4 separate regions of the Mus musculus genome follow, and all the other regions are linked to region 4. The links are chromatin loops, found by intact Hi-C in ENCODE. Cell type or tissue: heart. All regions are shown on one strand. Region 1 has its middle 320 kb from the start of Gm27393. Region 2 has its middle 340 kb from the start of Gm27393. Region 3 has its middle 130 kb from the start of Gm36720. Region 4 has its middle 76 kb from the start of Gm36720.

Evidence for each region. Peaks named below come from ENCODE experiments on the same cell type or tissue, not always from the same donor. Only the 100,000 strongest peaks of a DNase experiment are listed, where the experiment ranks them.
Region 1: a loop joins it to region 4, with 1.9 times the contacts of the local background. A loop is called at or near these places in 4 of 42 quality-filtered maps.
Region 2: a loop joins it to region 4, with 1.9 times the contacts of the local background. A loop is called at or near these places in 4 of 42 quality-filtered maps.
Region 3: it touches region 4 in a loop (2.1-fold over the local background); 3 of 42 quality-filtered maps call a loop at or near these places.

What each region holds. Positions count from the first base shown.
Region 1 is chr11:8,205,776-8,213,775 of GRCm38, reverse strand. No RefSeq gene overlaps it. Among named protein-coding and RNA genes, the nearest start is that of Gm27393, 320 kb to the right of the region's middle. In heart, no CTCF peak of the experiment used is centred here; a DNase peak (open chromatin) is centred at 4,515.
Region 2 is chr11:8,225,765-8,233,764 of GRCm38, reverse strand. No RefSeq gene overlaps it. Among named protein-coding and RNA genes, the nearest start is that of Gm27393, 340 kb to the right of the region's middle. In heart, no CTCF peak of the experiment used is centred here; a DNase peak (open chromatin) is centred at 3,814.
Region 3 is chr11:7,558,758-7,566,757 of GRCm38, reverse strand. No RefSeq gene overlaps it. Among named protein-coding and RNA genes, the nearest start is that of Gm36720, 130 kb to the right of the region's middle. In heart, a CTCF peak has its summit at 4,633 (motif pointing left); no DNase peak of the experiment used is centred here.
Region 4 is chr11:7,500,964-7,508,963 of GRCm38, reverse strand. No RefSeq gene overlaps it. Among named protein-coding and RNA genes, the nearest start is that of Gm36720, 76 kb to the right of the region's middle. In heart, no CTCF peak of the experiment used is centred here; a DNase peak (open chromatin) is centred at 4,213.

The DNA.
Region 1 (8,000 bases), 700 kb before region 4:
GATAAAGGTGCAAAACGGGATGGGATGATTAGATTTTTGAGCAAAGCAAGGGAGTTCATAATGAGAGCAGTCAACAGAGTAGACATGGGGAGAAGAAAAATAACTAGATATAATGCCACAGGGATTTCTCATATGAGTTAGAAGTAAAAGATGCAAAGGTCCAGGAGAAACAAAACTCCTTACAGAGTAGTAAATAGTTAGGAAAGGACAGAGGCTCCAAGCTCAGACGGGAAGAAGGTGAGATTGGCAGAAAGTTTAAAGAGAATTCATGTACTACAGTACACCTTCCCTATCTCCGAAGCATATACAGAAAAGGGGGGAAAGACTTGTAATACTCTTCATGTGTCTTAGAACACACACACACACACACACACACACACACACACACACACACACACACAGAGACAGACACACACTACATAGAAAGAATAAGGCGAGCATCACCGCCCTTCATTTTCATAACACACTTGTACAGATCAGTAGATTACATAATTGGATCCATTCACATTAATTAACTGGATTAACTAGACAGATATGTTTCTTTATTGTGGTGTCTCTCAATGCTTTAATATAATAGAATGATTCATTTTATCTAATGGCAAAGGTTTAATCTGGAGGGTAAACTCTACTTCTTTGACCATAGCATCAATTCTCTTTAACATCTGGCATTTTTCAAGGGTCTGAAGATATGTTCAAACTGCTGTCTTGATTCAACGAAGAGCTCTCATTAACTGTGCTGTAGAGACAAGAGCACTTCCATTTGTTCTTATCAAGCCTGCAGGACAAAGGGCCATATCCCATGTGGCCTGTGAATACATTAGCAAAGGCTCAGTAATGAGGCGAGGAATAAAAATGAGAAGGCAAAAGTAGCCAGACAGAAGCCGAGGTGGGAGGGTAGTGATGAGGAGCCGCTGCTGCTGTTTCTGCTGCATAATGCATAGTAGCACCTATACCACTGTTCACTCCATAGCTGTGACCCTTCTTATGCACTACTTTCTGGTCCAAAGTATTTTATAAGTGCAGCATTTTTAAAATGGAGTATCCCATAAGGGAAATGTAACCATCTCCTTTAATGGATCAGGAAATTGAATCTTAAAGGTTGAATTTTCTAGGGTCATATAGCTAGTAAATGTCAAAGACCCCTGCTTCTTTTTTTTCTTCAATTTTTTTATTAGATAATTTCTTCACTTACATTTCAAATTCTATCCTGAAAGTCCCCTATACCCTCCCCCTAACCTGCTCCCCTACCCACCCACTCCCACTTCCTGGCCCTGGTGTTCCCCTGTACTGGGGCATATAAAGTTTGCAAGACCAAGGGGCCTCTCTTCCCAGTGATGGCCGACTAGGCCATCTTCTGCGACATATGCAGCTAGAGACAAGAGCTCCGGGGTACTGGTTAGTTCTATTGTTGTTCCTCCTCTAGGGTTGCAGACCCCTTCAGCTCCTTGGGTGCTTTCTCTAGCTCCTCCATTGGGGGCCCTGTGCTCCATCCAATAGCTGACTGTAAGCATCCACTTCTGTATTTGCCAGGCACTGGCATAGTCTCACAAGAGACAGCTATATCAGAAGACCTCTGTTTCTACAACTGTGCTCTGACACAGAGCCCCTGACCATGACCACTCACTAACAGTGCAAGTGAGTTTATTTTTGCTCCAGGCGGTGATTGTGGTTAGCAAACATCAAATGCCACTACATCTCAGAAAAATGTGCCATTATTCCGAGTTTATAGAGGAAAACGAGAATCTCATCCAACCCAATATTACCACCTCACTCTCAAACTGCAAACTTTCCCATGGAGAAAGAAGATCATGAACTGCATGCACGTGCTTAACTCATGATCAGTGTGCTTCTGTGCCTCAGAGGCCAAAGGGTACCAGTGTCACAGGCAGCCAATAGAAAGTAGTATGCAGTGTGTATACACTATTAAGTAGTTTGTGCTCAGCTCCTTCCTAGCACACAGGGTAAGCCTGAAGGAGAGAACCCTCCTGGTATAATTTTCAAGACCTGGCCCCTTGCAATATTCTCTCATGCATTTCCATGTTTATTTGGTTCCATAGAAGGGGAAGAGAAATCCAGGTAGAAAAAGAAAGTAAAAGAATCATATGAAGACTGAGGTGAATGCCAGAAGACACAGTGTTTGATGGTGGAGACTCCTAAGGGATGCCTCATTTTACCCTATATAAGGAAGAGGAACAGAAGTACAGAGAGGTGAGGTTAGGACTAGCTGTGATTCCCAAATGTCTGTGCCACACAGGAAAGTGTAGGGATGCTGTTTTGTCTTATTCGGAATTGCTTTGAATTAGCTTACGGTTAGAATTGAATAAAGTCTGCTTGTTAGCCAAGAAAGACCTTCCTGGTTGCAGGAAGAAGCCTGTCTCAGCATAGGAGCTGATGCAGGGCTACCACTTGCAATGGTCAAAGCCAGAGGCATGAGACAGAAACAGACATTGGTCTGTGTTACATGAGGGGAACACTCAAGCATCTGCATGCTTTGTTCCAGGAACAAGGTCAAGGACGTGGAAAATACATGAGCAGGAAGCATCCCCTCTGTATTATCAAGACGATGGGCATGTTGTCAGACTTGGCTGTGCCTTAGAATGGAAAATGTGTCTTTGAATGCTGATATGTCAAGGTCTCACTGTGTGGAGGAAGACTCTAGGACTCCTAGCTTTCTAAAGGGGAAGACCTAGATGGTTCAGTCTTGTTCAGAGAGAGGGCTGTGGGTACAGACAAATAGATAAAGCCATGTTCCCCATAGACCCAAACAAGGCACTGGACTTGGCCAACCCCCTTTAGTGAATACATACACATGTGTATGGGAGTTCTTCCTCTCACTAAGGACTTCTGAATTTTTGGTAAACAAAGTTTTGAATTAAAAAAAAAGCTTTAAATTCTCCAGAGTAATGGAGCTGAGGAGCAGAGTTTTAGGGTTCCTTTCTCAGCCCCCCATGATGTGGCAGAAAGAGCTGCAAGATCAGAATACTTTAGAACAGAAACTCGATCTTCAAGCTAAGCAGTCCCTTGTTTCGTGGAAGCCATTTTCTTACAGTTAAACTGACAACCCTTTTGATCTGGTGAATCCAGCTCTCACAGTGCTGAGCAAGGGAACACAGGTGTACTAGTGAGTGTTCCACCAGGTTGACACAGACTACAGGCTCTTTGGGAAAGGGAGGCATTTGGGAAAATGCCTCTAGCAGTGTGGGGTGGGGCCAGGCATTTTTGATTAATAATTGATGTGAGAGGGCCCAACCCACAAAGGCAGTGCCACCTCCTGGCAAGCCAGTAAGCAGTACTCCTCCATGGCATCTGCATCACTTCCTGTCTCCAGATTCCTGCCCTGTTTGAGTTCCGGCTCTGACTTCCCTCAGTGATGAATGTGGACCTGTAAAATGAAATAAACCCTTTCCTTCTCAAGTTGCTTTTAGTCAAGGTGTTTTATCACGGCAATAGAAACCCTCACCGCAATAGAAACCCTAACTAAGGCACAGGTGAAAATGAATGGTTTCTTAAAATGTAGATTTGATCTATCCATCATTTTGCTTCAAGTTTTCTCAGAGAGTAAAATCTGTTTGCAAGATAAAGATGGTCTATGTGTGTGAGTGGAAGCATGGTCTTGTGGGAAACGTACTTGTTGCCAGACTGCATGATTGCCTTGCCACTGGGGTACCAGGGGTTCTGGCATGGCACTCACAGGAGGCAGAACGCCGTATGCAATGGGGTCCTCAGTCTGTGTTTCCCAGGGTGGAAAACAGTGGGTGGTTGTGCTCTTCTGCACCTTCCTTTGTCAGCCTTTGCGTCTTCCACTGTCTGGTATCCGGGAGCAGCAGCAGTAGGCAGGGAAAAGAAGCAGCAGGTGACACCCTGCAATGTCTAGTGTCTGTGAAGGCCTTGGGCATCAGAATCCATAGCCCTACCATGGTACAGCTTTTGTATTAGCCTGGAAATTGGGACTCCTTAGCCCTTAACTCTGGCCAGCTCTACAGTTCTTGGCCTGGTGCCTGAGTTGTTTACCCTCAGTTGCTATCTCTCTACTTCTACTGTCCACTTTCTTTCAGCCTTGGCTACTTTTAAAGCATCTGTTTGCTGTCAAGCAGTCTATTCACAGTCATGCTTGCTGATTGCTTTTGCTATTATGACTTCTCTAGCATCTACTCTAATCAGTGTTTCCTACTTATGTTGCTTCTTTCTTTATATGAGCAGCTCAGCACACACTGTCTTTTTGGGCCCTAATGTCACATTACCAGGAGGCACAGCACCAGGGAGAATCTTTCAGCCGCGTCACCAAGTGAGCTAGCCATCCTGCCTGTATAGCTGGAGACTGGGTTGTTCAGATCCATCAAAGTCTTGTCTCCTTACACCAGATAAACCATCCCTCTGCTAGGTTATGACTTAGGTGGAAATGGCACAGAGTCATCTAGAGTTCACCATGGCTTGTAATAGCCAAAGGTCTGGTACAAACTGTTTCAAACAGGCCTGGCTCAGGCTGCGCCTTCGGCAGCTGCAACTGTTGTGCTATTCTCAAGGGCTCTGTGGAGTGTGTTCAGGATGACTGTTTCTGGCACCAGGGTAGCCTGGCTAGCTGTTTGACTGACAGTCTTTTAGAAGGGGAAGTCCAAGAACTACTAATGGGAAATGGGAAGTCAGATTGCCCAATTGCACAGCATCTTTGCTTATTTATAGGCAAACAACCAAGAGTGCTTATAATAACATAGCATTCTGGTCAATAATGTTTTTAAGATTAAAATTATCTTAACACCTGTCCAGCATCCCAGAGAGTGGTGGGCCCTCTTTATCTATCACAAAGACTTCTGGCCCTGCTTTCTGATTTTTTGGTCAGAAATTTTACTATCCCCATGTTTGAGTGTCAGCTTCATCCATTGTAACCATTTCAAATTTCTTCTCTTTGCTCAGAAGATTTTGAAGGGCTAATTCACCAGGTTAAATGATTTGCAAGTTGCCCAAAGATGGGTGGGGGTCCTAAGGGATTCTTTCATGGGGTGCTGTATCACTAACCAGGGAGATGTTGGGCATAGCCTAATCTTCCAACAGACAACAGAAGACAAGAATTTGCAGAATGTCTTTGTTAAGATTAAGATACATATCAACGAAGTGTTCCTTCTTAGAATGGGGAACAAAATACCCATGGAAGGAATTACAGAGACAAAGTTCGGAGCAGAGACTGAAGGGAGGACCATACAGAGACTGCCCCACCTGGGGATCCATCCCATAAACAATCACCAAACCTAGACACTATTGCATATGCCAACAATATTGTGTTGACAGAACCCTGATATAGCTTTTTTCTGTGAGCCTATGCCAGTGCCTGGCAAATACAGAAGTGGATGCTCACAGTCAGCTATTGGATGGAACACAGGGTCTCCTATGAAGGAGCTAGAGAAAGTACCCAAGGAGCTAAATGAATCTGTAACCCATTAGGAGGAACAACAATATCAACTAACCAGTACCCCCAGAGCTCATGTCTCTAGCTGCATATGCAGCAGAGGATGGCCTAGTTGGCCATCAATGGGAGGAGAGGCTCTTGGTCTTGAGTAGATTATATGACCAAGTACAGAGGAAGGAAGTTGGAGTGGGTGGGTTGAGGAGCAGGGGGAGGGAGGAGGGTTAGGGGATTTTCAGAGAGGAAACTAGGAAAGGGGATAGCATGAAATGTAAATGAAGAAAATATCTAATAAAGAAAAAAGACTTATGTGATAAAAAAGGAATATTTTGAAAAGGAGATGACATTTTAAACCTCATTGTTCTATTCAGTGTACATACATTAATAAACGAAACGAGTCAACACACACATACACACAAAGATACATATCAAGTTGCTTTGAAAACCTGATTTTTCTCTTTTGGGAAGGTGTAACATGTATTTTTGCACTACCCTGCTGAAGCTCAATCATTGGGCTGCGCTACCAGCCCCCAACCACCAGCTTTTCTTCAATCCATGGATAAAACACACACACACACACACACACACACACACACACACACACACACACACACACACACAGTTGTTTGTTTTCAACTTGCCTACTTGGGATGCTAATGGCAGCTCTAATCATCATCTTTATGAACTTTGATGTAACTTGACCAATTTTGTTTACTTGTTATTCCAAATGCCAAAATTGTTGTAAAAGAACTTAAAGATTTGGACGAACCTGTGATCAAGACAGCCTCTGAATATTGTCATCTGGTTAATGCTAACACCCATATCTCAACCACCTACCAGTGTTCTGTCCCCATATCTAGCCATCTTCCTAGATTTCAAAAAGCATTGTGAAACCTCAGCATATACCTGGTTCGATTTCAAATGTATTGCCTATCTAGAGACCCTCAGACCTGTAGGTTGTACCTTCTAAAATATTTTTCTGGTTAATATTTTATTTTTTATGGCTTTGAAGATGGTTCCCATGTATTCCTTCCAGAAATATCCATAGTCCTTTATTGTAAACACTTCATAGCTGCTTGATTGGCAGCACCTTATATGGCATTTTATTTGAAAATATTTTCAGGAGAACTTCTGCCCTAGAATATCTTATAAACGTTATTCTTCTTAGTACCAGCTAAAATCCTTGGAATACAAATCTGTAAGTATAGACTTCATATTCTAGTGTTTGAATATCACTTAAGCTTTTATTATTTTAGTGTATTTTTGCCTTTGTAGTGGAAGAAGGGATCAAAATAGCTTCATAATTGTGAAAAAGTGTGACTGTAATTCCAACATTGTCTGTTAGTTTTCCATATCATAAAAAGTAACTGAGATCATCAACTTGTTGCAGGCTTAGATTTTTTTCAAAACCTACTTTAATAAGGGTTCGCAAATGCTTCGCTGCCCTACCCCCTCCACCCTCTAGCCCACGGTCCAAAGGTAGGAGAGAGATATGGACCCATTTAGAAGTAGTTCTGTGGAGTGATTCCAATCTCCATTGTCAGGATACCAGCAGTCCAGTTCATTAGTGTCAGGATACCAAACACGAATCCGCAGTGGTGGAACAATGCAGCAGAAACAGCCAGGCATCCACTTGACCAGAATCAGCCAAGATGCCAGGAATTCTCAGCCTTGCCTCTCGAAATGAAGTGAAGATGCAAGACCAATAAAGCATTGCAAGGCTAGCCATGCAAACACCCTGTCACTGTCCGTTGAGTCCTATTTATATTCTCTCCAAACATCACATGTCCTCTCAGGCAACTTGCCTCAGCAAAACACCACATGAATCTGCATCATATGACATAAACAAGATCTTCCACTTTGATTTGTAAAGAGAAAAAAGGTTATTTGATTTACAGTTTTGGAGGATCTAATATATGATCAGTTGATCGAGTTGCTATGGGCAGATGGGAGAAGGAGGAGGAACAAAAATATTCATGTCTCAAGCTTGAGAGAACAGAGATTGAGGAGGAACCCTGAGGTCTTGTTATCCCCTTTAAAGACACATGACACTGACTTCAAAAAACCTCACTAGTCCACATCTCTGAAAGGTCTGGCCACTCCTCATTAGCACCATTCTGGGGACAAGTCTTTAATTCATGGGCCTTTCAAAGCCCTTGGGATCTAGTCTGTAACAGGGGCCTTGCTGGGCTTTCATTTAGATGCCCATTATGCCAATCTGTAAACTTTGTGACATTATAAGAAACTTAGCTACTTCAGTCTCCAGTTTCTTCTCTGTGCCCTTCCTCCTCTCCAGTGAATGCACTGAAGATTTTAATAAACTAGGTAATAGGACCAGAACCACGTGACTTAAACAACCGTACTTGATTGTCTCTTGTTTCAGAAGGCTGGGAGTGGCAGACCAAAGTAGGGGCAGGTTGGTTCTTTCCAAGGCCTTGCTCCCAGGTTTGTGGACAGCCATCTTCCCTAGTGTTTCCTCACATCCTCTTTCAACTACCCACACTTCTGTGTCAGAATCCCCTTTGTATTGAATTAGAACCAATCTATATTTTAGTTTGATTACTGCTGACAAGACTCTATAAGTCCAAAGAAGTTGGACCTC
Region 2 (8,000 bases), 720 kb before region 4:
TACCCGAATGCCGTAGATAGGTAGGTAGTAGAATAGTAGTAAGTGGAAGAAGGAAAGAATCACTAATCCAAGGCTAGACCCATGTCTGCTGTGTGTGCAAGAAGAATCATCTTGTGTTGATAAAAATCCTGTAAAATTCCTGATAAAAATAGCAGGTTGAAGCTAAATAGTATAAGCAGCCAGGAAGTGACAAAAGTCAATACAGATACCATCAATATAGTATCTGTTGATACTATAAGCTATTTATCAAAGGCCTAGCCTATAGAAATATCAAATGTAGGGATCTAGCCTACAGAAATATCCCATGCAGAATCTATCCTATAGAACTACAAGTTCAGGGGATTCACACTGGCTTAGCATATTTCTTCCAGGGCAGGCTCTATGATATATCAGCATCTGTGTTTTCTGAGATCTGCATGAGAGCAGAGGGACAAAGTATACATCTTGGCCTTCCCTATCATAGTGATGCTCAATGCAGTCTGAGAATGTATCCCAGGCCTGAGCTGGGGCACGGTGGCCAGTGTGGTAGTTAATTCACTTCTGATATGAAACAACATAACGTCTTTCTTCACTGGAGTGTGTTGAGAAATAAAACAGTGTGGCGAATCTCATAATCCCTTTGATTACAGCTCACTTTAAAATCAAGTTTAATTACCGGGGATATGGGCTGTTTTGCTGAGTGTCTTCCGGTTCATAGAGGAGTGCTAGGACACAGATGGTAGCAGGAGGTGTGCAGAGACAGATGGAATGAACTAGCGTGAGCAATTCCTGCACACATTAAATCCTTCCCATCTTTGCTAGAGGATTAAGTAGCTCTAAGTAGGCAGTTAAACTCGATACTATAAACATATGTTAGAGATTTGAAGTCAACCTCAATAACTCAACCAAAGCCCCAGAAAAACAGACCTGAGGGACTGAAAAGAAAAGAATGCTTAGGAAGATCTCAAGTTGCTCGCAAATGCCCTTAGGAATGGGCCACTCCTGCATTGAAGGGTTTCATCCCGCATACAAACTCTTCTGCATGTAGCCTGCAAGGAAAAAAATGATTTAAAACAGTGCAATCCAAGCTTAACGTAGAAGTAACGTCACTTAAAGGGGCTTTTGTATGTGTACTTTCTTTCTTGAGACCACTACCTTGTTATCCACGGTTCCTTTGATGCAGTCACTTGTAAATGAACTGGAGAATGAGAAAAGTAGCCCGTGAGCCCTCAGATAACTGAAGTTGTCTAACAAAACTCAGGCTATAACATTTGCTATTTAGAGGGTCTTTTCATGGTCAAGATATTTGTTTTTTCTCACAGTATGTGAGGCATTCTCTCCTTACTCTAAAGTCACTTGTTTCTTATTTTCCCTTCTATGCTACTTTTGGGTCCTTCTCTGAGCTAGCAAATCCATGCTCCCATTATTCTTCAAGAAGACATCTAATGGATTTGGATAATTTATGGGCAGGGTTAGGTAAACCCCAAATTTTGAGGCATGAGAAAGACTGTGCCCATAGCAGCAGAGGCCTCCTGAGGAGCGAAGGGTCTGAACCACAGAATCTGCTGGAGCACAGCTCTGCTGATTACAGTAGGAAGGATGGGTCCCGATGCCTGAATTTTGAGTGATGTAATAAACTTTCTACCTCTATATGAGGTTTACCTAGTCCCACCTGCAACTGTGGTGCTGTGGCACATTTTTCTACATATAATTTTAGAAATTAAGAACTCCTTGCCCCATAGGAGGAACAACAATATGAACTAACCAGTACCCCAGAGTTCCCTGGGACTAAACCACCTATCAAAGAAAACATATGGTGGGACTTACGTCTCTAGCTGCATATGTAGCAGAGGATGGCCTAGTTGGTCATCAATGGGAGAGGAGGTCCTTGGTCCTGTGAAGGAAAGTTCTAGGCCCCAGTATAGGGGAATGCCAGGGCCAGGAAGTGGGAGTGAGTGGGTTGTGGAGCAGGGGGAGGGGGAGGAGATAGGGGATTTTTGGAGGGGAAACTAGGAAAGGGGATAGTATTTGAAATGTAAATAAAGAAAATATCTTTTTTTTAAAAAAGGAACTCCTTGCTAGTGTTGCTATCTTCTCAACTGCTCCAATATCTTTCTTACTTCCTCTCTTTGGATTTTTATTTGTTTTTAATCTAAATAATCAAAGAGAGATTCTCCAAAGCATTCTAATAATAATTAGGGCTAGAATATCCCTGTATAGAGAATATACAACCTGTAGTAACTATGGGTGCAGTCACGGGGGTTGGAATAATGGGGATGCTTCAAAATCAAAGGGAGACACTAAAGACTTGGTGGATTCACTGGCTTGGACATTAGTGGTGGCCTTAGGGCTCCTGTATCAGCAGAGTCTCTGGCCTGCTGGGAAAGCATCTACCCAGGGCTCCTGCATTTTGGGGAAGCTCCTGCCTAGCTGGGGGAAGCAGTCCATCAGGCGTGTTGTAGAATGCTGAAGACACACTTTGTACACAAATCTGGGCCTACGTGCAAGAGTTGCAGAGTGTGGAATGAGGACTCTCTTTTACGGCGTTAGCCCATCCTTATAAAAATACTTCTGTAGGATAGGCAGGCAGAAGCCACCCCACCTCCCTAAGATGCTGTATAATTTTGTCTGAGTAAGAAAAGAGTGTCACCTCAATTCATTGCTTTCAGCTTTTATCCTATATAATCAAATATGCAAATAAACCAATTTCTGCTTTTTCCAGTACACTATTCATATTTTGTGAGGCTCTGACAGTGGTCTCCTTAGAATATTGAACCATTGTGATGCTGAGATGTTTTCTCCTTTGTTCCCCTTCTTCCCCTCCCTCCCTCTCCTATATAATCTTCCCAAGAACCATGTGATGTGTCAGAGATCAAGGGAATGAGAACGGCTCCTCGTGTTACGGACATGCCAACCCCTTCAGTCTTGGTGTTAGAATTCTACTTATGAACAATTTAAAGAGTTTTTATGTGTTTGGGTGCTTTGCCTGCATGTATATATGTGTATCGCATGTATGCATGCCTGATGCCCTAGGAGTCCAAAAGGTGGCATTGGAGCCTCTGGAAATCGAGTCAAGACACTTGTGAGCTATCACATGAGTGCTGGGAATCAGCCCCTGGTACTCCAGGAGAGCTGCAGGTGTTTTTAACTACTGAGCCTTCTTTCCATCCCCTTTGAACTAGATTTTATGAATTTCAATTGTCGTTCTGTAAGACGGGTTCTGCTATTTACTTTTGTGGCTTATAGTGATTTTATTTTGAAATCAGAATGAAGCTTGCTTAGTAAAATAAATGAGCTATTTGTTCATCCTTTAATGTCTTCTGGAAGGGTTTTTGTTTTTGTTTTGTTTTTGTTTTTGTTTTTTATTTCAGAAGGAACTCCTTGTAGCTTTAAGTTCCTTGAAAGGTAGAGTTTTCCCTGGAATCTTGCATCAGTTTTGGTTGTTACTTCCTCTAGGTCGTCTCAAACCACCACACTATAGGTCATAAAATTATTCCAAGATGAATAGGAATCACAGACACTCTCTGCACTCACAAGGCAAGCCAGCATGTTAATAGCCGTGCAAGTAGGCATCTGCTAATGTTACAGATGAGAAGAGCAAGGCTCTGAGTGTCTCTCTAATGTCTCCTGGGTCACACCAAACAGCCGAGGAGAAGCGGCACTTGAGCCTGGCGGCAAAGCCTGTGCTCTTCAAAGATTCTTCTCCTGCTGCCAAGTCTGGTGACTACTGTTTATATTAATTATTATCCCTTCCAAGTTGTTAAAGGAAACGGCTCAGAGAACAGTACATTCTCAGCCATGGTGAGTTTCCCTTCCAAGCCAGCTCCAGCCATGCAGAATGCTTTCCTGACGTTGCCACCCAGAGCGCAGCTCCTGACTCCTTCCCTGTGAATAGCCTGCTCCAGTTTCTTTTGATTGCCTGCATCCTCCCAAGTGTTTGTTGTGTCTGAGGCTTCAGAACCAGGTGGCCTATTTCCCAGATATGCGGCTGCAGTTCCATTCCCAAAATTCCCAATCTACCCCCCAAACCAGAAGTTCTCCCTGTATCTTTTTCTAGGTTTCTTCTGACTGACTTTCTCCACTGTATTCTAGTTTTTAATAGCCATAGAAAAGCATTAAGATCACTCTTCTTGACTGCTTGTAGCTCTTCCAACTGCTCATAGCTTCTGTGGAGAAACTCATTGTTTTCTCAAAGCCCATTTTTGTCTGATTATGGGCCTCCACGTCCAGGTCTAGAGGAAGGCAGGAGCTACTTCAGAATGACATAGGATCCAGTGCTTGTCTGTGATGCAGAGGGGGCTGTCTGCTAATCAGACCACCCGTGCTGCTTAATTCTGACCTCAGGACTGCTGGTCCATTAAACCAAGAGGCATTCCTGGGAGTTGTCTTAACTTTCCATGAGATGCGAGTAAATATCTACTCACCCCAATATAGTACCAGTGATAGATAGAACAAGGAAACACCACCACCCAAGTCCAGTCTACTGTGTCAAAAAGGAGTTACATAAAGGAGCAGCATGGACTCTGGTAGGTGACTATAACCTTCAGGGTTGGGGTGGGGAGCTTATAACCTCCATCCCATTCCATCCATGAGGCATGGGTCCATTCTATTACAGGTCTCATGTAGGTAGTTACAGCTACAGAGTGCTCAAGAGGGAATGACCATACTATACCCACAGGACAGCATTTCACAATACTGGGGATTCTGAAGTCTTTCCCAATGTCTCCTGCCACTTGTCCAAATATTATAATCCATGACTTGTTAATATGACAGGGTAATGCACACAGAACTTGAAATCTGACCATCTGAGTACTTTTGAGCTACTATAACTAAGTAACACAGGCTGGTGGTTTTGAAAGAAAAGTAATTTATCTTTATGCTTCTTGGTGTAGGAAGAATGTCCAAGACAAAGATGAAAACATGGTTGGGCTATGTGAGGACTTTTTCATGATTTCTGAAGACTACTTTCTTATTGTCCTTGTGCAGCAGAAAGAGTCCAAGGAGCTTTGGGAGTCTCTTTGCTAGGGTATCTAATCCCATTAACTATTGCTTTACCATTATGACTTACTCATCTCTTCTGGGTAAATTTCATCCACAAGAATATATCTTGGGATGAGGATTTCAATATGGGAATTTAGGGATGCACAGACACACAGTCCATAGCTTCGTGGAGTCATTTTCTCATCTGCTACCCCAGCTGTGTGAACTTGTACCCAGTAGCCTTACTGTGTTCCCAGTAGGACTTCACTGAGTAAATGATGACACTGTCTCATGAAGTGCTTTTCAAGATCACTCCCCAAAACAAGTGTACAGGAGGCAGGGTGTGGTTGCTCCCCTAGTGAGGAATAAAACCAGAGCACAGTGCTCCGGGCCTGTGCCTGCTCGTTAGACCCCATACCCCTGCTCTTCTCTTCTTAGGGACTCAGATGCTGCAACAGGACTGACAAGGTTCTCTTTGCTTGCCCAGGGCCCCTTTGCAGCCTTCCTGCAGCAAACCCCCAGCACAATGCACTTCTCCTATGTCTCTTTCCCATGCTTATGAGGATTCAGACAGCGGAAGGTGGGCTGCACTCTGCAGGATGTCTTCCCTCAACATTGACCACTCTGCTGCCCTCAGGATTTGAGCAGTGCCTGCGGGATTAAAAGCTCACCGTGTTGACTCACTCAGTAAAACAACTCCAGCGATTTTGCTTCTCTCTTGGGGAGTTCCTGTAATTCTTAAATGCTTGGAGACTTTATGGTTTGGTTCTTGCCGTCTGTTAGCTGTGTCCTGGATACGGTTTCTATGTGGAGTATAAACTAAGTTGTACACTCAGCTTATTGTGGGATGAACAAAGGCTCTAGTGCTGGTATGTGGGCTGCTTGGGGTTTATTTACACAGCAAGACACATATGCTGGGAGGTCCTGGGCTGTGCAAGGATTTTTTTTTCTCCCATTTGACTCACTCAGAGGAGACTGACAGATTTGTATTAATGTGTGAATTATGAGTGAAATGGTTTCTTGTATCATAGAGAATCTAGGAGAAAGTGTGTGTGTGTTGTATGTGTGTGTGTATACATGTATGTGTGCTCACCTGTGTGTGTGTGTGTGTGTGTGTGTGTGTGTGTGTGTGCAGGTGGATAACAGAGGCCAATGTCTAATGTATGGTTCACATATTTATTGCAATCATTATTTGAGACAAACCCTTTCATTGAGTGATTCTCTGACCCTGGCTTGCCAGTAAGCCTCTGGAATCTGACTGGGCCTGATCTCTGAAGTGCTGGGGTTACAAGCCTACACAGCACTGCTGCCTTTTACACAAATCCAAACTCAGGGCCACACGCTTGGGCAGCAAGTCTGTCACCTGAGTCATCCCACCAGACCCTAGACATATCTTCAAAGGTTCATGCTAGTCTTAGCTTTTTCTCTATTAATTATTTTCTAGATTAAATTATTCTATGCCACAATTAAAAACAAGTCATGGTAGTTTTGTTTCTAGTTAAGCATGCTAATATTCTAAAAGGAATTAACTTACATGTGTGCTCCTAGTGAGGTACCCAATGTACTTCATATGTTGGACTGCAATGTCCTCTAGAACTCAAATTCCCAGATGAGAATGGGTCAGAGAGGAGTCACTTCTGAGGATGAGTGCATGCAAACCCACCCCTGGTCAGAAGTGCTGATGAAGAATGTGCTTCATGAGGAAACTGGGCTTCATAAAAGTGTGCCTTTCAAAGGGAAGAGAGAAGAGATGAGAACTGAGGCAAAGAAAGAAGGTGAGAGGGGCAGAAGTAGAGTTATTATCTGGGGGCTCTGGATTCAGATTCAGTCGGCACTCACTGCTCTGCCCTCAGAAGACAATTACGAGGCTCCTGAAATGTTTGCTAAGATTACATGAGCTGCTGAGCAGAGACTGCGCTGTAGCAATATGAAGATGGAAGCAAGATGATGTTGGGGCTCGGACAGGCTGAGCAAGACGTCATTAAAGGGCTCAAACCATAATGGTGGGAATGGAAAAACCAGGAATTGAAGGGTAATTGACTGGCACTAAGAGCTATCAAGGTTGATGACTGTTTATTTCATTTTGGTCAAACAGTTGAGTGGTAGAAACATTTATTTGGAAAAGAATACTTTAATGCACATTTCTAAGGAACACAAAATAAGGCTTAGAAAGATGCGTACGTATGTAGTGAAATGACCACCACTAACCAAGGGCTTGAATGACTAATCGATTCTGCCAAGAGGGATGAGAAATTATTCCTCCGGGGTTAGAAGCATGGAGGTCCTTGTTGGCCTTGGCTAGAGCCTATCTTGTAGAACCAGAGGCACAAAAGCCTGGTCAGAGTTTATTAGGAGGGACAAGTGACAGTGTGGCAGATTGGACCCAGGAAAGCACTGTCAGTACTCAGGCAATGCAGTCAACTCCCAGTCAGAGTGTGCTCCCAGACAGCACACTTCCTTTGATCATAAAGTGAGTAGTGGTAGGATGAATTAAATAATATAATGAAATGAACTTAACAAAACATGAAAGAAAGGGCATCAGTGGCTTGAAGTATATTTAGTTTTTAAATCTACTGCTATTTTAGAAAAAATGCCTCTTCTTTGTCACCATGTGGATGCAATTTTTTGCTCTTAGCTTTCTTTATATTCACTTGGTAGTCCTGGCATGTGGTGCTTATTCATACTACACTTGATAATTATCCTCTCGATAAGGAATATAAAAGGTCATTGGAAAGGGATAATGCATCACTCATTTTTCTACACTGGTGATTCTGTCAAACAAATCTGAAATCCATCACATTGGTGTCAAAATTAATACTCACGAGCTTGTCATGTTCCATGTTTTTTTGACATTACTTACTCCTCACAAAAGCCCTTGGTTTCTTCTCAATTAGTTTGCAAATTCACTTTAGAATTTAGGCAGTGTGAGCCCTTCTAGCTCGTTACTGACGTCTTCAGTCCTTGCAGCACAGTGCCTCAGTATTTTATTTTTCAGAGGGATTGTAAAATTTATTCAGAAAAGTTCACTAGAGTGTACAGAT
Region 3 (8,000 bases), 58 kb before region 4:
CTCTTCTGCATTAGCATGTCTTTGACATTTCCATTTTTCTGCTCTTGCTTATGCAGCCATTTCTATGTGAGACTATTTCACATTAGACTTCCTGATATTCTGGCTCTTCAAATCTTCCTGCCCTTTTTTCCTAAACATTCCCTGAGCCATAGATGCAGGATTGGAGTTGGGCTCACCATGATACTGGAAGTATTTCATAATGTAGATAGCAATATTGTCAGTCTTTGACTGACATTAAGTCCACAGACCTGTTCCCCAGAGAAATACCAAAACTCTACGCATAATCTCCTGTGGACCAGATAGTTACACATATATCCTCAAACAATTCCATTTACTTAACCTTCTATCCCTATTTCTGCCTCTACTTTTACTGTGATTTATTCCTATGCTTGTCTGCCACTGGCTCCTTCTCCTATTACATACTTAAAAATATTTTGGAGTGGGGACTGGAGAGCCATTTTTGCTTTTCCAGAGGAGCAGGATTAAGTTCCCAGGGCCATATCCACTGGCTCACAACTGCCGGTAACTCCAGCGTCATGTGATGTAACACCCTCTTCTGGCCTCTGAGGATCCTCACACACATATATCGAGTACAGCCATATAGACACACAGATATGCACAAATAGAAATAAAAGCAAGTGTGTATGTGTGTGTGTGTGTGCGAACACACACACACGTGCGTTCATGCCCACACAAGAGTCACCTATTCTAGATGATGCTTTAGCAAATATTTAAATAATTCCTTAGCATTTTTCATGACTTTTCATAGATGTTAGAGACATGCCTCATTCTCACTGCTTCCTGTACATCTGGCCATTAAAGGCATAGGTAGCTAGTAGGCATCAGATATAAAATAGAATAAATAGCTGGTTTTCTCTTGTTCTAACGCTGTCATAAACTTTCATTTTTAGTGTCTGGTACATGTATGACTCAGGTTCTAAGACAAACAATTAACAAATGGGATCTTGTGCAACTGCAAAGCTTTTGTAAGGAAAAGGACACGGTCAATGGGACAAAATGGCAGCATACAAATTGGGAAAGGATCTTCACCAACTCTACATCTGACAGAGGGCTAATATCCAAAATTTATAAAGAACTCAAGAAGTTAGAGACCAACAACCCAATTAACCTAATTTTAAATAGGGGTACAGAGCGAAACAGAATCTCAACAGAGGAATATCGAATGGTCAAGAAGAACTTAAAGAAATGTTCAAAGTCCTTAGTCATCAGGGAAATGCAAATCAAAACAAGAGGTTCTATTTTACACCCATCAGAATGGCTAAGATAAACCACTTCAAGAAATTGCACATGCTTATAGGGATGTGAAACAAGAGCCCTCCTCCATTGCTGGTGGGAATGCAAGCACATATAACCATTTTGAAAATCAATTTGGTGTTTTTCTCAGAAAACTAGGGATAGTTCTACCTCAGGACCCAGCTATACTACTTCTGGGCATATACCCAAAAGATGCTCTACCTTCCCACAAAGACACTTGCTCAACTATGCTCATAGCAGCTTTATTCATAATAACCAGAAACTGGAAACAGCCTAGATGTCCCTCTACTAAAGACTAGATAGAGAAAATGTGGTACATCTACACAATTGAATACTATTCAGCTATGAGAAACCATGAATTTTTCAGGCAAATAGATGGAACTTGAGAAGCACCCAAGAATCAGTGAGAATTTTCTAAACTGTGACTCTCTTAGCACTGGAGATATAGAACCTTAAGAATCCACCTCCTGTAGCCAGGCAGGAATATCAATGAAGCAACAGGGACACCAACCCACCCACAATACTTTTATCCACCCACCCACAATACTTTTATCCACCCACCCACCCACAATACTTTTATCCTGTCTCCAAGCCATGCAGAGACAGAGGCTAGAGCAGTCTGAGGGAATGTCAAACAATAACCAGGCTAATGAGACCCATCCCATGAAGAAACACCAATCTATACACTATTAATGATACTCTGTTATGTTTGCAGTTTAGCATGGCTCTTCTGTGAGAGGCTCCACTGAACAGCTGACTCAGACAGATGCAGACACCCACAGCCAAACCATGGATGGATCTTGGGGACTCTTATGCAAGAATAAGAGAAAGGACTGTGGGCCCTGAAGGGGTTAGGAACTCCACAGGAAGTCAAACAGCTTCAACTAACCTGGACTCTTGGAGCTCTCAGAGACTGAATCACCTACCAAAGAATATACTCAGGCTGGACCTAGGCCTCCCTAAACATATGTAGAAGATTGCTGCTTTGTCTCCATGTGGGTCCTGAACAGCTGGAGCAGAGGCTATTCCAATAGCTGTTGCCTATATATGGGATATGGACTGCCCTGTCTGGCCTCAGTGGGAAAGGATGTGTCTAGCTTCACAGAGACTTTATATGCCAGGGTGGTGGGATGGGGGATGGTACCTGCTAAGAGGAGAAGGAGCCAGGGTGTTGGTGAGAGAAATAAATGTGGGAGGGGTAACCAGGAGGGAGCAGTGAGTAGAATGTAAAGGTGAACAAATAAAAAATAAAATTAAATAAGTAATAAAATTTTAAAACAAAACAAAAAATGAAAATGAAAGTATAAATCCAATGTAAAGTCATGCAGTTTTTGTTCCAAATGGCTATTTGAACCATACAGAAAGAAGTTCACTGAGTTGGATAGTCTGTGAGTCTGGTTAATTTGAGCATGTAATTTCAGGGGAGGTGTATTTTCTCATATTTTTTTTCCTGTTATAACATTCATCACAAAACTGAGTAGAAAAATATGAAAACTGATGGTGTGGTCTTGAGAATTTAGTTCCTGACATGACCCAAGGGCTATCTCATTTACTTGCACACGGCCAAGCAGGTAATCACTTCACTTACCAGCAGTCCTTTGTATTTTCCTCACACTCAGCACACTGGTTTTTAGGATAAGCAACAGCTTAACTCTTCATCCCAGTGATGACTCTCTTCCCTGTCTTTGGTTTTCTTCTCATTCACAAGTCTATTTCTGAAGGAAAGGCTCACAGCCTGTTCATCTCTGGCAGACACACACAGCCACTATCAGAGAGATAGTACCAGGACTCAGTACCAAAGCAAGGTAATTGACCTGTTAATCATCTTGACTCAAACATCCCATACCATATGCATACATTACAATATTATAGTATAAATGGTACAAATATGTAAATATGACAAATAAAACACAACAGTAAAAAATAAAATAGCCTGTGCTTTTACTTCATTGCCTATGAATAATCTAAGCTCGCTTGTCCCTCACACACATAAGAACTTTATTATAGATTAATCTGTCTAATCTATTCAGCCCCACCACTTTTTTCTACCTATTATATTGCTAATAGCAAATCCATGCACAAATCAAGTAGAAAAGGACAGTAGTATTATCTGAATACTGTGGAGCCTTAAGAAGTTAAATACATTTTAACCAAGCCCTCTGTATGTGGAGAACATTTCATCTCAATCTATGGTTTTTCCTTCTTAACACAGGAAATCCTTCCCTCTGGGAAGTTGCTTGTGTCTTAGCATAGGCTCAGTCCACAGTCCACATGGATTGTAAACTACCTACCCAACACCTACTCAACATCAGCAGAGTTGGTGTTATGAAAGGGCTTTTTAGAGGAGGCTCTGCTGCCCAGGTACCATACTTGTTCTAAAATTCATTTCTGATGGCCCTTGACTACATTGTGGGATGCTGGCTCCTCTAGGACAGCAGTTGCTTCAGCAAATTACGAACTAAGAAGACAAAAGAGAGTCTTGAGCAAGACAGAAACATCATGTGCATTCTATGGCTTTTTGTGTACTTTAGTTGACTATATAAGTCATTGGGAAGCAAGCTCCAGGGGATGAATGATAATCAAGAGACAGGGATCTTTGGGAAGAGTTAAAAAAGACTACTGAGTCCTCCACTAAGAGGCCCATTCCAGGGGGCTGGTGAGATGGCTCAGTGGGTAAGAGTACCCGACTGCTCTTCCAAAGGTCCAGTGTTCAAGTCCCAGCAACCACATGGTGGCTCACAACCATCCGTAACAAGATCTGAGGCTCTCTTCTGGTGTGTCTGAAGACAACTACAGTGTACTTACATATAATAAATAAATAAATAGATAAATAAATAAGGCCCATTCCAGATTGTCATGGTGACCTGAATCTCCCCAAGAAGCCTCTTAGAATTTTTAGTATGTTGCTTCTCTATTGATTTCAGTAACCTCCTTAATTCCTCATATCTACTTAAAATGTTAAGTAGGTATTAAAATGCCCTTTCCTAAATAATCAAATACAGTTCTAGCTCCGTGCTGTATTAGTTCCTTTCCTTGTGCTTTAATAAAACACCAGGATCAAGGACAACTTGAGAAAGAGTTTAGAGTTCTAGAACACCATGATGGTGGAGCTCAGGGAAGGTAACAAGGACCAGTCTTGGTGGCTGGGGCAGATGTTTGAGAGCTCGCATATTAAACCACAGGCATGTGGCTTAAGCAGAGGGAGAAGGAGGGGGAGGGGAGAGAGGAGATGGAGAGGGAAACTGAAAGTAGGGCAGAGTCATTAAACTCTCAAAGCCTACCCTTAGTTATATCCTTCCTTCTGGAAGGCTTCATGAATCTCCTAAACCTCCCCAGAGTGCCACCAAGTGTTCACTCAGCGACAGGGGAGCCAAGGGTGAATGTTCTCATCCCACTGGACCTGATCTTACTTTCTTCCCTTCTGTTCCCTATGCATGATTCATTATCTGACCCTTTGTGCCCATTCCATTGGGGATACCAATTTAGTGTTTGTTATGCATGATAATTGGTTAGAGGTTTTTCTTCTCTAAATGATGCTCCAAAGAGTAATTTAAAAAGAAAAAAACAAACAAACAAACAAAACAAAACAAAAACAAATTCATGTCCAGAAGACTCTTTTTCACATCATGCACTCCCAAAAACCTACAAACAGAACACAGGGTCTTGATAGTCATGTATCCTGCTGACATGTTAGGTCAGGAGTATCTCCTGGAATTGCTTGCTTAGAGGCATGAATAATTTAGGGACCTCTCAGAAGTCAGGGGATTACGTCAGGGCAGGTGATTTAATGCTGAGTCACCTGTGCTGACAGAACTGTCACACCCTACTAGTTCACCTGCTCTCAAAGTTCCCTCAGGGAAATCCTAAGAACTGCTAAAGCCCATATGCTGTGTTTCTGAGTAACTCATCACCACAGCCAGACTCAGGGCTGGCAGGGTGGGGAGCTTAGCTAGTCCTCATGGGATATTTGTCAATCAACACTACAATTACTTGAGGCTTTGTTGAAACCTGTGGGGGACTAACAGGCACACAGAAAGAACTGAAAGTAAAGGTGTTGGGGGTTTTGTTTGTTTTGTTTTTTCTTATTGAAGTTAAGGTTTTGCAAGTATCCTTGCAAAGACAAAAGAAATATATTGTCTGGAAGTGATCCACATGCAAATATTTCATATACTAAGATAAGAAAGACCAAGAATCTCACACCAAACTTTCATTTGGAAGTTTTTATTTCTCTTCTGTTTGTTTGCTTGCTTGTTTTTAATTTTTATTGGTTATTTTATTTATTTACATTTCAAATGTTATTCCCCTTCCTGGTTTCCCCTGCACAAACCCCCTATCCAACCCCCAGGCCCTGCTTCTATGAGGGTGTTTATTTCCCAAGAGCTAAAACTAATAAAAGTAAAAGGAAGCAGCTGTCCTTCCGAATATCACTGGACACATGAAAGAATAAGCTCTCTTTTGTGAATTGGTAGTTATTATCACATAAATGCGTATTTATTTATTACATTTGTATGTAGAGGCTGTATTTAAAAGAGACTTTTTCTAACTAAGCATTAAAAATAAGATTCTCAAATTACAACTCAAAAATCCCAGTTTCTATGATGTAAGTAGACTATGATATATTGAGAGATGTCAAAGCAAGTAGATTCACCATCAATGGTTAGTTGCAGGAACTGTGAAGATTCAACACTGTTCTGTTGTGTGTCTTCTAAAAACCCTTCTGATGGAAGCTTATAAGATAGCTCTCTGCACAGCAAACACAAGCTTCACTTTCAGAGGCAACATAGGTTGACTGGCTTGAAATTTTGATGTGGCTTCCTTTGAGGGAATGAAAAGATTGGCCCAAAACACACTCCTCACTTGCAGTGTATCATCAGCCTGGACAGACACCATGAAATCACTCCCTGAGACTCTATCCATCCTCTGTGGGAGAGGTAGCAGAGACTGAGCCATTTAGGACCATTAAAAATGAACAGAGTATATCTCTCTGACCTGTTAAGTTAGTCCACGTTCAATGTCACGCATTAGAACAAGAGTTGTACATGAGAAAATGCAGTTTCTGCTTTCCACCAGGGGAGGTAAGAGAGAATGGTTTCAGCATGTGTTGCTTCTGAAGGAAGACTTCTGTCTTATGGAACACACTGCTGATGTAGATCGTGTGCACAAGCTGACTCTGTGGCTTCATGTTCTGAACTTAATCCTGGAGTCCCCAGTTAGATCACATATGGGTCAGTCCATTCACCCTTAAGTATCCTACTTGCATCCTATGCATCATGAGACACAAAAAAACTATTGGGAAAGAGTGAGGAAGGGCTGGGCAAGGTACATGCAAGGCTCTGACTTCTATCTTCAAGCTGCTTTTGGTTATAGCTTTTGTCACAGCAATAGAAAACAAAGTAACACAGTTAGTAATTTTACAGGTAAGAACAGGAGAAGTCTAAGACTTATATGATCCTTTATTTCCTATTCCATCCAGTAAGGTTTGTGTTTTGGATGCAATAAAGTTTATACTCTATGGTCATGTATTCTGTGGGTTTTAATCTACTATTTTTTAATGCCACATCAGAATACCAGGTAGAACATAACCATCACCCCAGAACTTGCCATGGGCAGTCTTGATTTCGTAATTCTTCGTCTCCACCCAAACTCTGACAGCTGCTTGTAATTTTTGTTTCTTTTATTGTTTTTAAGGAGTCATGTGTATAGAATCATACAATAAATCTTAGCCTGTGTTCTTTAACTTCACACTCAAAATTTATCAATCATTTTATTGTGTAAATTACACCATACCTCTTTTCATTGCTGAGCACCACTATGTTGTATGAATGCTCCATAATTAGTTAACCCAGTATGTTACTGTAAGACAACTGGGTTGCTTGGGAAGCTATGATTAGAGCTATGAAGAATTTATGTGTAGAATTCTGTATGTATAGTTTTCCTTTTGGCAGGCATGAACATGCTAGGTCACGTAGGAACTGTACGTACTTGCCTACAAGAAACCCATAGATTACTTTGCAGAGTAGTATATATATATATATATATATATACTGTGTTTCATTTGTAAAATAAGTAAAATGTCTCTGGTATTTTCTTCCCCAAATGGACATTCAACTCTCCCATCAGCACCACTCGAAAGACATCTCTCTCCTCCATTGCTCTTTGAAACTCTGAGAAAAAGCAGGTTAGCTTGAGCCCTTCGTTTCTGAGCACATTGCTCCCTTCTGTCCATCTATGTCTTATCCTTTAGGTTACTAGGAGGTCGTATAATCTTACTCCTCCCCTTCCTCCTCCTTCCCTGCCCACTGAACTTTTTAAAAGTTTCAAGATTACTTCACTCATAGTCTTGACCTATAACCCCAGATGGATAGGTTTAATTCTGAAAAACTTGACTACTTCTTCAAAGAATTAATTATGGGCTTTCAGCTGCAGGGCATAAACAAGCTGACACTTTTCCACGTTCTCCCTCTCATTACCCTCTCTCTGTTACCCTAGGGCAGGGAGACCACTGATCTTCCCATTCTGCCAGGGGGTCAAGTCAAGAGGAACAGGCATTAGATTGATGGAGCAACCGTTTCCAACATCTACATTTAGGTTCTCTGACTTTACAACTCAACAGCATGTTTCTCTACTGTACTTATAGCATGGGAAAAAATAATTTCTAAATTAATTGGGACCTCACTGAAGAAACCAGCTGGAGAATGGCTTCCAAGTATAAAAACAGGAAGCCA
Region 4 (8,000 bases):
AGGCACAAGAACAGTACAGGATGCCCTCTGGTTGAGGCAACAAAGTCATCAGGATATCTCCTTGTCCCACGATCAATGTGTAAAAAAAGAGAAGATGGGGCTCTAAGGATAGGTGTCAAAAAAAGAAGAAAAGCAAATTGCTTATTTCAAAGACCTGCAAGTAGATGGTGGTGGGAAGAAGAAATCTTCCTCTGAATACAGAAAGACACAAGTGTGGAGGTAGAAACAGCCATCATATTGGTGAAAATAGTGAGGTCATACTTCAAAGCCTGGACTGCATCTCAAAGGTAGCAGATGCCTTTTGAAAAAAGTTTATTAGGAAAACGACAGTATAAAAATCAAACTTCATAAGTGATACAGTTACTATATCAACTAACTTTGGAGATGGGAAGCTTAGGGGGTTGTTCTAACAACACATAAAAATGATAAAGACTCTAACTGCATAATTACACAGTGGAACTCATAGAAATACTTAGGGTTATTGTAATAGGAGTAGGAGATTGCCTCTGGGTGAAAGGGTTTTTCAGTGGAGAAAAGTGGGCTCAACCCACAACACAGCATGAGAAAATGAGAGTCTGTGGTCAAGGACCTGGGCGGGAGTCAACAGAGGGAGGTTACCCAGAGAGAACTGGGATAGGAATTTTAATCTAGCAACATGACTGCTCTAACAAGGGAACATATCCAAATAGCTTCTAGATCTATATGAGCTGGCCAGAATGTAGACATGCCCTAGATAACAGGATGATCTGGCTATAATACAGACATGCCCTTAGTATACATCTTTAATCCCTAACAATAAAGGTAAGGTTAGTTTGTGGAAAGAAACACCCATGTTTGAAAGTAACATTTAATTGAGAAACAGACAAAGTGATGAATCAGAGAAAGATTTGACAGAATGAGTCAGAAATAGGATATGCCCAACTCTCAGGAGAACAGCACAGGAGAGAGAGGCTACTTAAGATCAGAGAGAGGGGGGAGTGGATAAGGACAGGGATAGGGAGAGATGTAGTGTATGGTATGTAGCATGTGGGGTGCGGGTGCGCGCGCGCGCGTGCGTGTGTGTGTGTGTGTGTGTGTGTGTGTGTGTGTGTGTGTGCGTGGGGGAGGGCAGTTTTGCCAGGCTAGTTAGCAGAGAGAAGTGAAGACAGAATGAGCCAGAGAATGAGAAGGATCCAGATTATATTTCCAGAGTTAGCATGATTACAGGCAGAGCAATGCAGCGAGAAGACGAGAGGTGCTGAATGACATCACTCGCCGTGGGGGTTTGGATTCTACGGAGGCTTGGAAGCTTCCAGGCCTAGGCCTAGAGATAAAGCAGAGAAAGAAATACTCTGAGCTCAGCCCAAGCCACGTATTCACACAGCTTGGATACAGCTCTCATCTCACCCCTACATTTGAGGAAATAAAAGCAATATTTACAATAAAAAATATTTCAGCAAAAATTAAGAAACATACTTGCTTAAACCTGGCCAGGGTATCATCGGTATAATAATGGATGAGAGATGTGATCGGATGTCAAGGCTGATTATATAGTGAAGGGGTTCCTGCAACACTGACTTTAGTGAGTGGTTTACTTCAGCTGGATATTATACAGTGTGCACAGTCAGAAGAGTTTCAAGAGCCTGAACAAGGTTTGACTCAGAATTTTAGAGTGAAGATGAAGAGGAGGTAGTCTTGGGAAATAAAATAAATGGGCTATATGATAGAGATGGGGAGACAGGACTATGCACCTAAAGAGACAGCAAACTATGCAAACAGCTCTAAAGTGACTAAAGAAACATGGTTTATGTAGAAGATGAATCCTGTCTGGGACTCAATTAGTCTGAAGCCTTACTGAGGGGTATCCAGTAGCCAGTTGAAGGTGTGGAAAAGGCCTTAAAGGAGCGTGAAGAAGGCATACTTCTGTGAAACTTACTGAGGCACAAATGTAAGTCCTTGACATGTTCATAAGGAAGGTTTACACTTAACATGGTGGACTAGAGTGCAGTGATACAGAGAACAATGTATGAAATAGAGAATCAAGAAACTGAACTTGCAGAGGTCTATGCCAGGAGCTGCTCAAGGCAGAGCGAATGGCGTGGGATCAAAGGTAGCAGAGAAGCCTGGGAAAAGAAAAACAGAATTTCCCTTGAATTCCAGAGCCAAGGCCGTTCACGACCTTGGTGAGAGGCATTCCCGCTAAGTAACACAGACAGGATGCTCACTGACATCTCTGCAGACATGCTTTTGCTAATTACCCACTCCAAGCTCAGGCATTTATTAGAGATGCCAAAAACAGTCCTGCATCACCATTTAGGCTGCACACAGATACACTTCAAAAGAGTTTATATCATCAATAACTCAAAGCCTGTCAAAGAAAAATTCAACCACTTTAAAGAAAGCAAACCAAGTCCGGTCATTTGAGAAGGCAACAGTCACGATTTCCAGACTCCAACCCAAATTTCCTAGATGCACAGTGAGACAGAGAATTATGAAGTGCAACAGGAGGCTGGGATGTGGGGAGTGGGGATAGGAACAGATTAATCTTAAAATAAAGTGCATAGTGGCAGAATGGAAGGAATTATGAGACAGATAAATAGTCTCAAGAAGTTAAAAAGAATAGGTGGGCAGATGAGAAAATGAAGGAATAAAAAATGCAACTGGCTCGGGTTAGCAGCAGATCAACAGCCGAATGGACACAGAGGGGAAAAGTCATTTCTAAGGCACACAGATTCCTCTAGAATTAGACAATGCAGAGTGATTGAACATACTCTTGTCTAGAGTTCCAGAAAGAAGGAAAAAGATTTAAAATGATGGCTTTTTCCTGAGCTTACTAAGACAGTATTTCCTCACATAGAAGAATAGAAGTGAACAAGAAGCAAGGCACAGCAAAACACACCAGAATAAGACATCCTCCAAGCATGAAAAAATAAAATTAAAGCGACCATTAAAAAGGGGGAGTGGGGGGGAGGGTGTGGGGGACTTTTGGTATAGCACTGGAGACGTGAATGAAGAAAGTACCTAATTTAAAAAAAAAGAACAACACTGCATATAGATACCTAGCAATAACAATTAGTGTTTCCTCCTTGATGGAAATATTATAAACCGAAGAAAATGAAACAATATCTTTAATGTGCTAAAATAAATGACCAAGCAAAAAACTCTATATCTACCAACTATACCTCGTAAAGTTTGAATAAGGACATTTCCAAATAAATGAAAGCTGAGAGAATTTGTAAGTTCAGTATAACTGTTATTTAATAATATACTATTTGTCCAAGCTAGTCTTAAATAAGAAGGTAAAAAGGCATACAAAATGAGCATACTTTTCTAGATGTAATAGTAGAAATCACATGGAATCTAAAAAATTATGAGTCTTAAGATCACAACAGTCTAAGATAAGGTTGGAAAAGATCATTATTTGAACTAAGTAGCATTAGTTAAAAATAACATTTTAAAATGTTACACATGACAGCATGCAAATATACCCTATATAGGAATACATTTCAGAAAAGATGTGTTCAGAGTATCACACTAAAAATTATAAATGAACACTGAGAAAAGTTAAAAACCAAACTATATTCTAAGCTTATCAGTTAGTGGATTAGGATCTAAGGCATACTGTCCCCTCAGTAGGTGCTTACTCAACATTTTCTAATAGAAGTCCCACCAGAATTAATGGCACGAATTGATAAGGCGAGTTTTCCATTTTTTATAATGCAAAGTTCTATACAAATGTATTTCATAACGCAAGCCAGATCGACCATAGTAAATTCAAAGTGTTCGGGGACAGGGTGTCAGCTCATAGTGTCCAGTTTGAACTGAAGTGCCAGCGAGCTGCTGGCACACTGCCACATGAACCGATCAAGGCAATCCCACAGAGCACTGTGAGATGGCCAACTGTGTCCTGTGAACTACAGATTCTCATGGTGTTGCCTGTGTTATGGGATTGCCTGCACTTCACACTCCTTCCTAAAATTGAGCAGGATGCCCAAAACACCAGACTAGAAAATGAATCACTCAATGAAAGAAGCATATTCCTGCGGGGGAGGGGTGGATGTTTATACTGTGATGGTGTGACGGGGGGCCCTTGTGGACAGGAAATCCTGAGGTGTGTCTCCATGGGTCAAGGGATGGAAGAGGTCACAGGGTACACAGGTGTGGTCAGCCACACACCCCAGGAGATTGCCCAGGGCTACACCAGGGGTTTCTCAGCACCTTCCTTTCCCACAGCTGTTGGCCATGACCCCAAGCCTGAGAAGCTGGGAATTTCTTCAGAGGGGAAGTGAAGGCGCACCTGCTCCCAGAAGGAGACAATGGACATTTGGTTTCCAGGCACATTTCTTTCCAGAGAGAATTTTCTGAGCAGAAAAGGGAAAGATCCTAATAAAGACCGTGTGTAGCTTGAGGAGGGAAAGGGAAGGCTGTGTTGTGAATGGCTGGCCTTCCTCTTTCCTGAGGCTGTTTCGGATGACTGCCCTGGCTGTTGTGAACAAGAGGAATACGAGCGATTTCTAATCCCAAATGCCAGTCTGTGGTGTAGCCCAGGTCTGTGTGATGAGGCGTCCTGTGCCAGGCATCTGGATGTTACAGTAACTAGGCCTGTTGGCACTAAGGACTCGAGTCATAGAGGCTGAAGTTCCTACTTCTGTGGGCCACTGACCTTCCCTCCCCAACCCCCCCCCCTCCATCAAAGAACGTCCTTGCTATAATAGTTTACCTACCCCTTCCATACGCGCTGAAAACCTGAACACACAGCAGAGGGTGAGTGGGGCCTTGTGCCTGATGAGGTGGTTAGGGGCAGCCATGGATTAAGTGTGTTAACTAGTTTGTATATCCTCAGAGCCCAACTTAGACTACAGTGCAGTCAATTTTAATTTATTAAGACATTGCATTTGTGCATCGTTATAGGGTACATTCTGATATTAGATACATGCATGGGATGGTTGATGTCAAACTGTTAGAAGTTCAAATACTTTCTCCTCTGCCTTCTCAAAGGCATTTGTTTATGCATCTAGTGGTGTGCCTGTGCACGGGTGTGGCACTATTACCTGGAGTATGGGTAGCTCTTCAGAGCCTGCTCTCCTGAAGAAAAGTGGCTCTTCCTCTCATAGCAGCCATCAACTGCCAATAGTAGGAGGAGTTGATTGGCCCTCCTCCATTCAAGCTCGATCTGGGATTGTTTGATCTGTGAAGTCTTGCACACACAGTTCCAGTCATTCATGTCTTTGGTGAAATAATATTTTTTGGACAGGACAAAGCAGTTGCAAACAAGTCTGTGGTTGATTTTAGTTGACTTTTATATGCTATATGAAAGGAAGAATTTTGTGTACATGGATATCAACTTATTCATGTATACTTAAGGCAAAGTTCACAGTAAGGTCGTACCACATCCTCTTGGATGTTATACATTTACATGTGACTTCCAACCAGTAAGTATGAATCTGCCAATGTTTTGCTGTGGTTTTGGTTTGGGGCGTTTGAGGGGGAGGGCATTGTTTTGCTGAGCCCCTTGAACATTTGTTTACATTTTAAAATCTGCTTTTCAATTAAAGATGATGCTAAAGTTACAAATTCATTTGTCGAAATGCCACTATTTGTGAAAATCAGAGAGTAGTGATTTTTAAAAAATAAATGAGCATGCTATAGACACCTATTTATTTTTCAAGTATGTACTTTTCTGGAGCAAATTTTCCTAGTCTCCATCCCTATGGGCTGACCATGTAGCATTCCAAGGTTCAACATCATTAGTAATTGACAAGAATGGGCTATTATCAGGTGAACTGATCCATAAATGTCAATTAAATCATTTTTTGAGAATATATAATTCTTTTAAATCATTGATTTTCTGTTTCCCACTTTAATTATTGAGTATTTCTGTGTGTCTTAGCTAGGGTTTCCTTTGCTATAAAGAGGTATCATGACCACAGCAACTCTCATAAGTACCATATGGCAAGGAGGAAAGTCACAGATCCACCCCCACAGTGACACACTTCCTTCAAAAAGGCCACACCTACTCCAACAAGGCCAGACCTCCTAACAGTGTCACTCCCAGGGCCAAGCATACATAAACCACCACAGTGAAGCCTCACAGGGTAAACTTGCTTATTTCTCATGAAGTCCTGGGAGGTTTACTCACCATGAAATGTGATACCGGAAGACTTACTCCTACAACACAGAGTTTCTCGTTTCCTACAAAAGCATTCCATTGTTAAGATGAAGTGATTATTTTTTAATGCCTGGTAGCATTTCCTGCTGTGAAAACTACTGTTTTAATAGTTGCTAAAAATTTTTTTAACAAAATTTATACATGAAGACTCGTTCCTAAACTTGTAGTGTCTTTAATTATTATTTATTTAATTATTATTGTTACACATACCTGCTATTCAGTTTCCTCTGCATTTTCACCAGTCACTGATATCTGTAGTATTACCCATCTTCTATAAAGAAGCCCTTTTGACATGTTGTGAGGGCTACACTTATGTGTAGGTATAGTGATAAGTATTTAGAATGATGTTATAAATCGTACTGGTTCAAGAAAAAGGCAGCAAGCAATAGGTTCTACCCCCACACCTCTCTCCCTCCAGTTCCTCACAGACCTCCTACATCCTCTGCCCTTTCCAACTTCATGGCAACTATTTTCTTAAGATAGCACATTGAGTCCAGCTGGTGCTGCCCATATGTGCATGGGTGTGGAGACAGCTATTCACTGGACCATGAACAACTTGCTGGATTACAGTTCTGCCAGCCATCAGCTGCCAATGAGGCCCCAGCTAGGGGTAAGGCCTCATGAGCTCCTCCCCCATCCACACAGGAATAATGGCCAGCTTGATCTTGTGCAAGTTTTATACAGGAAACCAACGGGGCTTGGAGTTCATGTGTGCAATGCTTGTGGCACACGCAGAAGACAGGTGCTTAGGGCAGGGAGAGAAGCAGAGACTACAGAGGAACGCTTCCTACTTTGCTTCCAGGCTCACTGTCATCAAACAAATTTATTTTTTTAATCTTTAGACTATTTTATTTTCATGTTCATGAGTATTTTGCCTACGTGTATGTATGTGCACGTGTGGGTGTCTGTGGCCTTGGAGGTCATGAGAGGAGGTCATGGAGGTCATCAGGCTTGATTCTATATATTAAGACAGAATACATGACATTATCCCAATTTTCATAAATTCTTTGAGACTTTCTCTGAGCTCCAATATATGATCTATTTTAAGGATGCTTCCATGACCTGCTAAGAAGAATGCAAATTCTATAGTGTTTGAAATATTCTATAGATATATGTCAGGTCCATTCAATCTATGGTGCAATTTAACTCTGATGTTTTTTGTTGATTTTTTTTTTCCAGTTGGTCTGTTGATGGCCAAAAGTTTATTTTAGCTGAGGTTGGTTGTCTCAAGTACTTCTGTCTCTTTACTGAATCCACCTTTTAATATATTGAATTATTGTTATTATTTCTATTAGCCATTTGTTTGTGTTTTCTCAGATGCCAGTCAGAACTTCATTCCTTTCCTCTTTAACTTTAGGTGGGTGTTTTCTCTGAACTGCTTTAACTCTTTAAAGATGTTTTAATTGTTGTTTTAGTCTATCTTGGGATTCATCTGGATTGTTCTCATCAGAGATCATTACTATAGGACTAAAAATCTTGGTGGTGGAGTGAATATAATGTGCTAGTTTTTCATCTCACTTGTGGTTTCATGATGGGATCTGGGCATCTGGAGTTTTGTTGCTGGCTATAATCATCTATGTTGAGTGATCGTTTGGTTTTGGTTTTGATTTTATCCTGACTTGGCTGGTTTTGGATCAGATGGGAAGTGCTGAAGGCTCAGTCTTTCAGAAACTTGGTGTTGATTTGGTGTGGGAAGGCTAGGTTGATTCCAGGTTAGTGGTTACTGTGGGGTCGCAGGCTTGCTGGCTGCACATGGGACTGATTAAATAAGACCCACAGTCTAATAATTCAACAAGCAGAACCAAGGGGCCTTACTAGAAGTGGCCGTTGGCTGGATCATCAGCCTGGCTGC